Linked DNA regions of Homo sapiens: region 2 is linked to region 1. Evidence: chromatin contacts called from ENCODE Hi-C or POLR2A ChIA-PET data. All regions are on one chromosome and are shown on one strand. Each heading gives the region's core, a stretch centred on a gene start or an enhancer-like site at or near the end of the contact. The rest is flanking DNA. Distances are from core to core; before and after follow the strand shown. Region 1 has its middle 16 kb from the start of LINC01900. Region 2 has its middle 77 kb from the start of CTAGE1.

What was found. A loop is a pair of places that touch in the nucleus more often than their neighbours do. ChIA-PET counts read pairs that join two places held with the same protein, here RNA polymerase II (POLR2A). Pooled maps may share reads with other maps.
Region 2: a loop to region 1 is called in a map of Caco-2, with 4 times the contacts of the local background. The contact joins two enhancer-like sites. A Hi-C loop is called at or near these places in 1 of 168 maps with a recorded cell type or tissue (Caco-2) and 1 of 50 pooled maps. POLR2A ChIA-PET finds 5 or more read pairs at or near these places in 2 of 52 experiments (WTC11 and activated T-cell).

Annotation. Positions count from the first base shown.
Region 1 is chr18:21,995,387-21,998,399 of GRCh38, forward strand. No RefSeq gene overlaps it. Among named protein-coding and RNA genes, the nearest start is that of LINC01900, 16 kb to the left of the region's middle. Within about 2 kb of position 1,284, at least 7 of the 41 ENCODE cell types and tissues checked have a DNase peak (open chromatin) inside an H3K27ac peak, as active enhancers do.
Region 2 is chr18:22,493,454-22,496,412 of GRCh38, forward strand. No RefSeq gene overlaps it. Among named protein-coding and RNA genes, the nearest start is that of CTAGE1, 77 kb to the left of the region's middle. Within about 2 kb of position 1,530, at least 2 of the 41 ENCODE cell types and tissues checked have a DNase peak (open chromatin) inside an H3K27ac peak, as active enhancers do.

The DNA.
Region 1 (3,013 bases), core at 34-2,533:
GAGCCACGGGGTTGATGGGTAGATGGTGATGTTAGTTCTCAAGGAAAGGACCTGCGACAAGTTTATTTGTCACATTTATTTCCTGTTTCAATTATTTCCAAAATGATCAAGACAGGAAATAGGGAGAACAGGTTGGGTGTGTACATATGTGTATTGAATCCAGTGCTTAAACTCACATGCTCTGAAGTCAGAGGTCATGCGTCCAAATCCCAGTTTCACCACTTACTACTTGGGTGATCTTGGGCAAGTGGGTTTATCTCTCTGTGTTTTCGGATCCTAATATAGAAAATAGGTATAAGCCGGGAGCAGTGGCTCACGCCTATAATCCCAGTACTTTGGGAGGCCAAGGCGGGCAGATCACTTGAGCTCAGGAATTTGAGACCAGCCTGGCCAACAGGGTGAAACCCCATCTCTACTAAAACACAAAAATTAGCTGGGTATGGTGGTGTGAGCCTGTAGTCCCAGCTACTCGGGAGGCTGAGGCAGGAGAATTGCTTGAACCCGGGAGGCAGAGGTTGCAGTGAGCTGAGATTGGGCCACTGCACTCCAGCCTGGGCAACAGAGTGAGACTGTCTCAAAAAAAAAAAAAAAAAAAAAGGTATAATTATAGGGTTAAATAAGACCATATATTTATAAACTCATGTGCTCAGCACACCGTAGAAACTCAATATGTGAAGATCATTTGTATTAGTAGTAGTGGTAGTAGCAGTAATATTTCTCCTGGGAATAGCACAGGAGCAGTCTAAGGAGGCAACAGTGGGTGGGTCATGATGGGCAAACAGTAGGAAGAAATGCCTGTGTTGGTACCATTTCCCAAACTGTGAAAACAGAGCCAAGAAAGCTTTGATGGACAAAACTCCCGGAAGCCTCAAGGCAGGCTCTTGCAGGGAAGAGGTCATTGAGGCATCTTGGATAAAAACGGTGGGCTGGGAAGGAATGAGACCAAGGATTGAATGCTGGAGCTGTGGCTTACCAGCTCTGAAACTTGGATCAAATTCTCTGAGCTTAATGTCTTCATTTGTAAATTGTGGATTAAAAATACCTAAATGACAGGGCTGTTGTGATGATAGATAGTGTTCTTATGTTAAAGTGTCCCACTTGGATGGATATGCAGGAAATGTTTGTTTTCCAAATAGCATCTGACTTCTTACTGAATAATGAATCCTTGAAGGCACACAGTCCTCTGAGCTGGAGGCCAGGAGTAGCTTTTGAAATCACCCAAGAAGGAGCAGCCCTGAGCAGCTGCGGGTCCCTCCCAGGCTGACTCAGACCTTTCACCCAGGCGGCCTTTGGGCCTTGTGCTTTGGGAGTCAGGAACCCCAGACTCAAGTCCGTTCTGGCCCAGCCCTTTCTTGGGCTCATTGTTCTGGGAGGCCTTGTACTATTTGTTCATCTAATCTGTTAGCAAAAAGGCAAACTAAATATCCTTCATTTGGACCTCTGGCTTATATCCCACAAAGGACAGAAGTGTCCTACCCGGGGTGGCTAGTGGCACCCCTGTCTTTGTTCCTGTTTGGCCTCTCTAAAAGGCCCTGGGCAGAGAGCTGTGACAGGTGATTGGGAAAGGGCCTGGTGTATCTGCCTCTCCAGGCCTGTTTGGACTTGATTCCTGTTCTCTGATGCCAGGAGGGGCCCCAGAAAAGCGCTGGGACAATACCTATCAAGCCCAAGTAACAAATAGAGGTACCTAAAGTTCAAACAGGTGTGTCCCTTCCTATTTTGTACCTATTACGGAGTGAAGTCAGGGTCCAAAGCCACTTTGCCTGGCTGTAGATGGCCTGTCTACTACTTACTCCCTGACCTGCTGTCTCCCTCAAGTCATTCCCCGACTGTGTGATGGCCACAGTCCCTGGCCGGGTAATCAACTCTCCACTAAGCAGGCCGCCCACCCAGATTTCTCTGCCCTGTCTCATGGGCTGGGATCCCTCCCACCTCCACTCCATCCTGAGAATACCTTGGTTCACTCCCCTATCTCCTGGGCCTCTGTCTGGGTGGCCCATGACTTCCACCTGGAATGCCATTATCTCCAAATCCCATTCTCCCTTCAAGTCCCAGCTGAAGTCCTGCCTCCTCACGATACCTTCCTGTCTACCCAGCTCCCGGGAGCACCTCCTTCAGCCTCCTATGACGTCCACTCTCCCCTCACAGGAGAGCTGCCCAGTAATCATCTTTTGTGTGTTTGCTGCTTCGTTTTGTGTTTTCTGTTTAATTTGTATCTTCCTGTTCCTCCTTCCGACCCTACACACATCTTCCAACTGGATTCCAGGGCCCTGAAAAGGCAGCCAGTGTTGGACTGGCTCATGGCTGCCGCAGAGGAGCTACCCTCCTTGGAGAAGCAAGGCTGCATCCCCTTTTTTTTGCTGACTTAACAACGTCCTGTTTCTACTTCGTGAGATGGCACTGACTCACCACTAGTGGTCGCTATTATTCACACCCTTACTTTCATAATTCAAACTAATTGGGAAACACGTATCTGTCAGCTTCTCTATGGGACTGGATTGCTAGAGGCAAAAAAAAGTGCTAGAGTCAATAAGTTTAATCAGTAACAGAAGTAAAGTATAGAGTCCCCAGGGAAACCTTTAGGAAAGATCTTCATGAGTCTGCTTATAAGGAAAGGAAGAGGCCTCCCAAGCAACAGGTCCCAGACATTCCTACTCCACATACGGATTGAATGTTTATTAAGTTCTGACAACATGCAGGACTGAAAATTTCTCTAGGCATTTATGAGGGTCATGCTGTTAAAATGAGATAAAGAATGAAATATGTTTGATATCATTATACAGACGTATACATAACTCTGTGTGTGTGTGTGTGTGTGTGTGTGTGTGTGTGTGTATACTCTTTTTTGTTTTATTTTATTTTCTTTTTTGTTGTATGGAGTCAGAAAGATCTAGCTGGGTTCAGATCCCAGCTTTGCTACCCGCCGGCTCTGGGGCCTTGGATACATCTCTTAACCTCTCTTGCCCATTGATCATTTATAAAATGTGAGCAATATTCCTTCCTTGAAGGGGTG
Region 2 (2,959 bases), core at 280-2,779, 500 kb after region 1:
TTTATGAGTTTTCCTAATCCCTCAGTAAATGTGCCTTGCTGAATAAGCAGAAACATTTTTAATGACTGTTAAAGAGTTATAGACACAGGCCTGTGACTGGGTATTAGAGTAGGGTTTCCTAGGACCTTTAGTCTCCTGCACTCCAGGACTGGAAGTAGAATTTATATCTGTGCCACTGGTTCTGAGCTAATAAATTTAGAGCCCAAGGCTCTTTCTTCTGAAGGTTGGTGGCCACTTACTGTTTACTCAGTGCTAGCAACTGCTACTTCTACCACCACTAATTATCTCTACCTCTATTGCCACCACTAAAAATGTCCTTTTAGCTCATTTTAGCCTCACAATATCCCAGAGAGGTGTGTCATATGAGTTTAGAATCCCTTCTTCAGGTAGGAAGAGAATAGTGTGCCAGCAATTGAGATGGGCTCAGTACACTTTGTTGAGCTTGAGCCAGGAAAGGGGACTGAGTTTCAGGAAGTCCAGGGGAGCCAGGTCATAGTGTAAGAGATGAGAGGCCTAGAGAAAGAAAAGGCCAACTGCCCTCATGGTTGAAAGTCCTGAGAAGAAGACTGAGGTCAGGACACACGCTAGACAGCTACGGGGCTGTCAGGGCATCAAAGCCAGGAAGACAGATGCTGCCTTGGAGCTGGAGGCTCTCCCAGCTCTGCTCTGCACTATCCCTGCCTCTCCTGCTTCTGGGGCCTCTGGGTAATTCCATTTCAGGCAGCAGCTTCAGTTGGGTTGGAATTTTAAGAATTTGTCCAGTAATTTGCAGCTTACTATCCGGGGGTGGAATGAGTAAAATGGGGCATTTTCAGGGCAGATTTTAGAGTCGAGGCTATAAACCCAAGAGCTGTGGCTTCCTGGGGTCTCTTTCAGGACTCACACTGCATCCCTTAAACTTACCCTCTCTTTTGCAGTAGCCCCAAGTGGAGGGGTTCATTTCATCTCCTAGGTCTTACACCCCTCTTGATAATTAAAACTCATTTTTAGGAGATGGGAGATTTAATTGTTACTTTAACACTGTGTAGATTTGTGTGACATAAAGGCAAGTCTAGCATGGCTTAACAAAACCCGCCAAAAAACCAGGATAAGAAAAGGCACTGAACACACAGAGTGAAGTGAACCCAAATTGCTATGGTCTCTACCTTCTGCATCAAGGAAGACAAAACAGGAATTGGGAAGAGTCAAGGTCAGGATGGGCATGGACTCTCCCAAGGATAAATATGTCAAGAAGAGTTGAATGACAAAATCAAAATTCAGAAAAGGGAAAAACACATTTTTCAAAATAACAAGTTTCCAAAGCTATTCATGTAGGATATCTGATTTTTTTTTGAGTGGACATTTAAAACAAAAATCAGAAAAATGACAACATATTTCTACCCAGACTAAAAATGTTCTCGTGTCGTTTCAGACTTCTTCCATCCTCAGGACTGGTAAATCTTTGTACCCTAAAATGGGTTGGAAGGAAAAAAGCAATGACTCATATCCCATGCTGAAAGCTTGATGATTTTCAAGACAAGAAAAGGCTGTGGGAAGGCTCAGAGCCCAGGAACAAAAGGCAGACAAATATTTTGGGAGTGAGAGGAGAAGCAGGGACTGCTGGAGGGAAAAGAGAAAAGAGAGTATTAAGAAGAAGAGAAGGGAATCCACATAGAACACTTTTTATTAGTCAAGGAGGATTTTCACAAAGATTCCCTTAAAGACAAGTAAGGCCCTACACTTGCAAATAAGACAAGAATAATGAGCTAATCTGAGAGACTACATTCAACTTTCCACCCCTCAGTACAACTCTGTAAAGTCTAACATTTAAGAAAACTTCTTAAAAGTTCTGAATATGTGTCTCCTAGAACCAATCACCCATATTATGATGACTAAGTTACGCCTAAGATATTTTAAGTATGGATCTTGGAGACACCCTGGAAAGGTATCTGTTTTGTCAAGAGAAGAATCCAGAGGGTTTTCGTAGAAGTGCTTTAGTGAAGTAAACACATTGAGAATATGCTCCAAGGTCACCTACTTGTTCTGCAGAGTTATTTAGCTCTACTGGGGGCTTCAAGGTGGAAACATTGATATTACATCAATTGTATTAGGTAGACATCGTTCTGTGACAAATTTTAAAATGTGACCCAACTCTATGCTGTGTACAAGAAACTCATTTTAAATATAATGACATAGGCAGGTTAAAAGTAAAAGAATGGAATAAGATGTATTATGCAAACACTAATCAAAGGAAAGCAAAAGTGGCTATGTATTTTTTCCTCTCTTCTTTCTTTTTAATTTTACTTTAAGTTCTGGGATACATGTGCAGAACATACAGGTTTGTTACATAGGTATACATGTGCCATAGTGGTTTGCTGCACCCATCAACCCATCATCTATGTTTTCAGCCCCGCATGCATTAGGTATTTGTCCTAATGGTCTCCCTCCCCTTGACCCCCACCCCTTGACAAGCCCTGGTGTGTGATGTTCCCCTCCCTGTGTCCATGTGTTCTCATTGTTCAACTCCCACTTATGAGTGAGATCATGCAGTGTTTGGTTTTCTGTTCCTGTGTTAGTTTGCTGAGAATGATGGCTCCCAGTTTCATCCATCCTGCAAAGGACATGGACTCATTCTTTTTTATGGCTGCATAGTATTCCATGATGTATATGTGAAAAGTGTCTATATTAATATCACATAAAATAAACTTCAGAACAAAGAAAATTATCATAGATATAGAGGGACATTATATAATGAAAAAAGGGCCAATCCACAAAGAAGACATAGCAATCTAGAATGTGTGTGCACTAAACAAAAGAGCCACAAAAATAGATGAAGCAAAACCCAAAAGAACAGAAAGAGGAAATAAGCAAATCCACAATTATAAATGAAGACTTGACTACCTCTCTTAACAATTGATAGAACAACTAGACAGAAAATCAGCAAGGATATAGAAGAAGTCAACACCATAACAAATAGGAT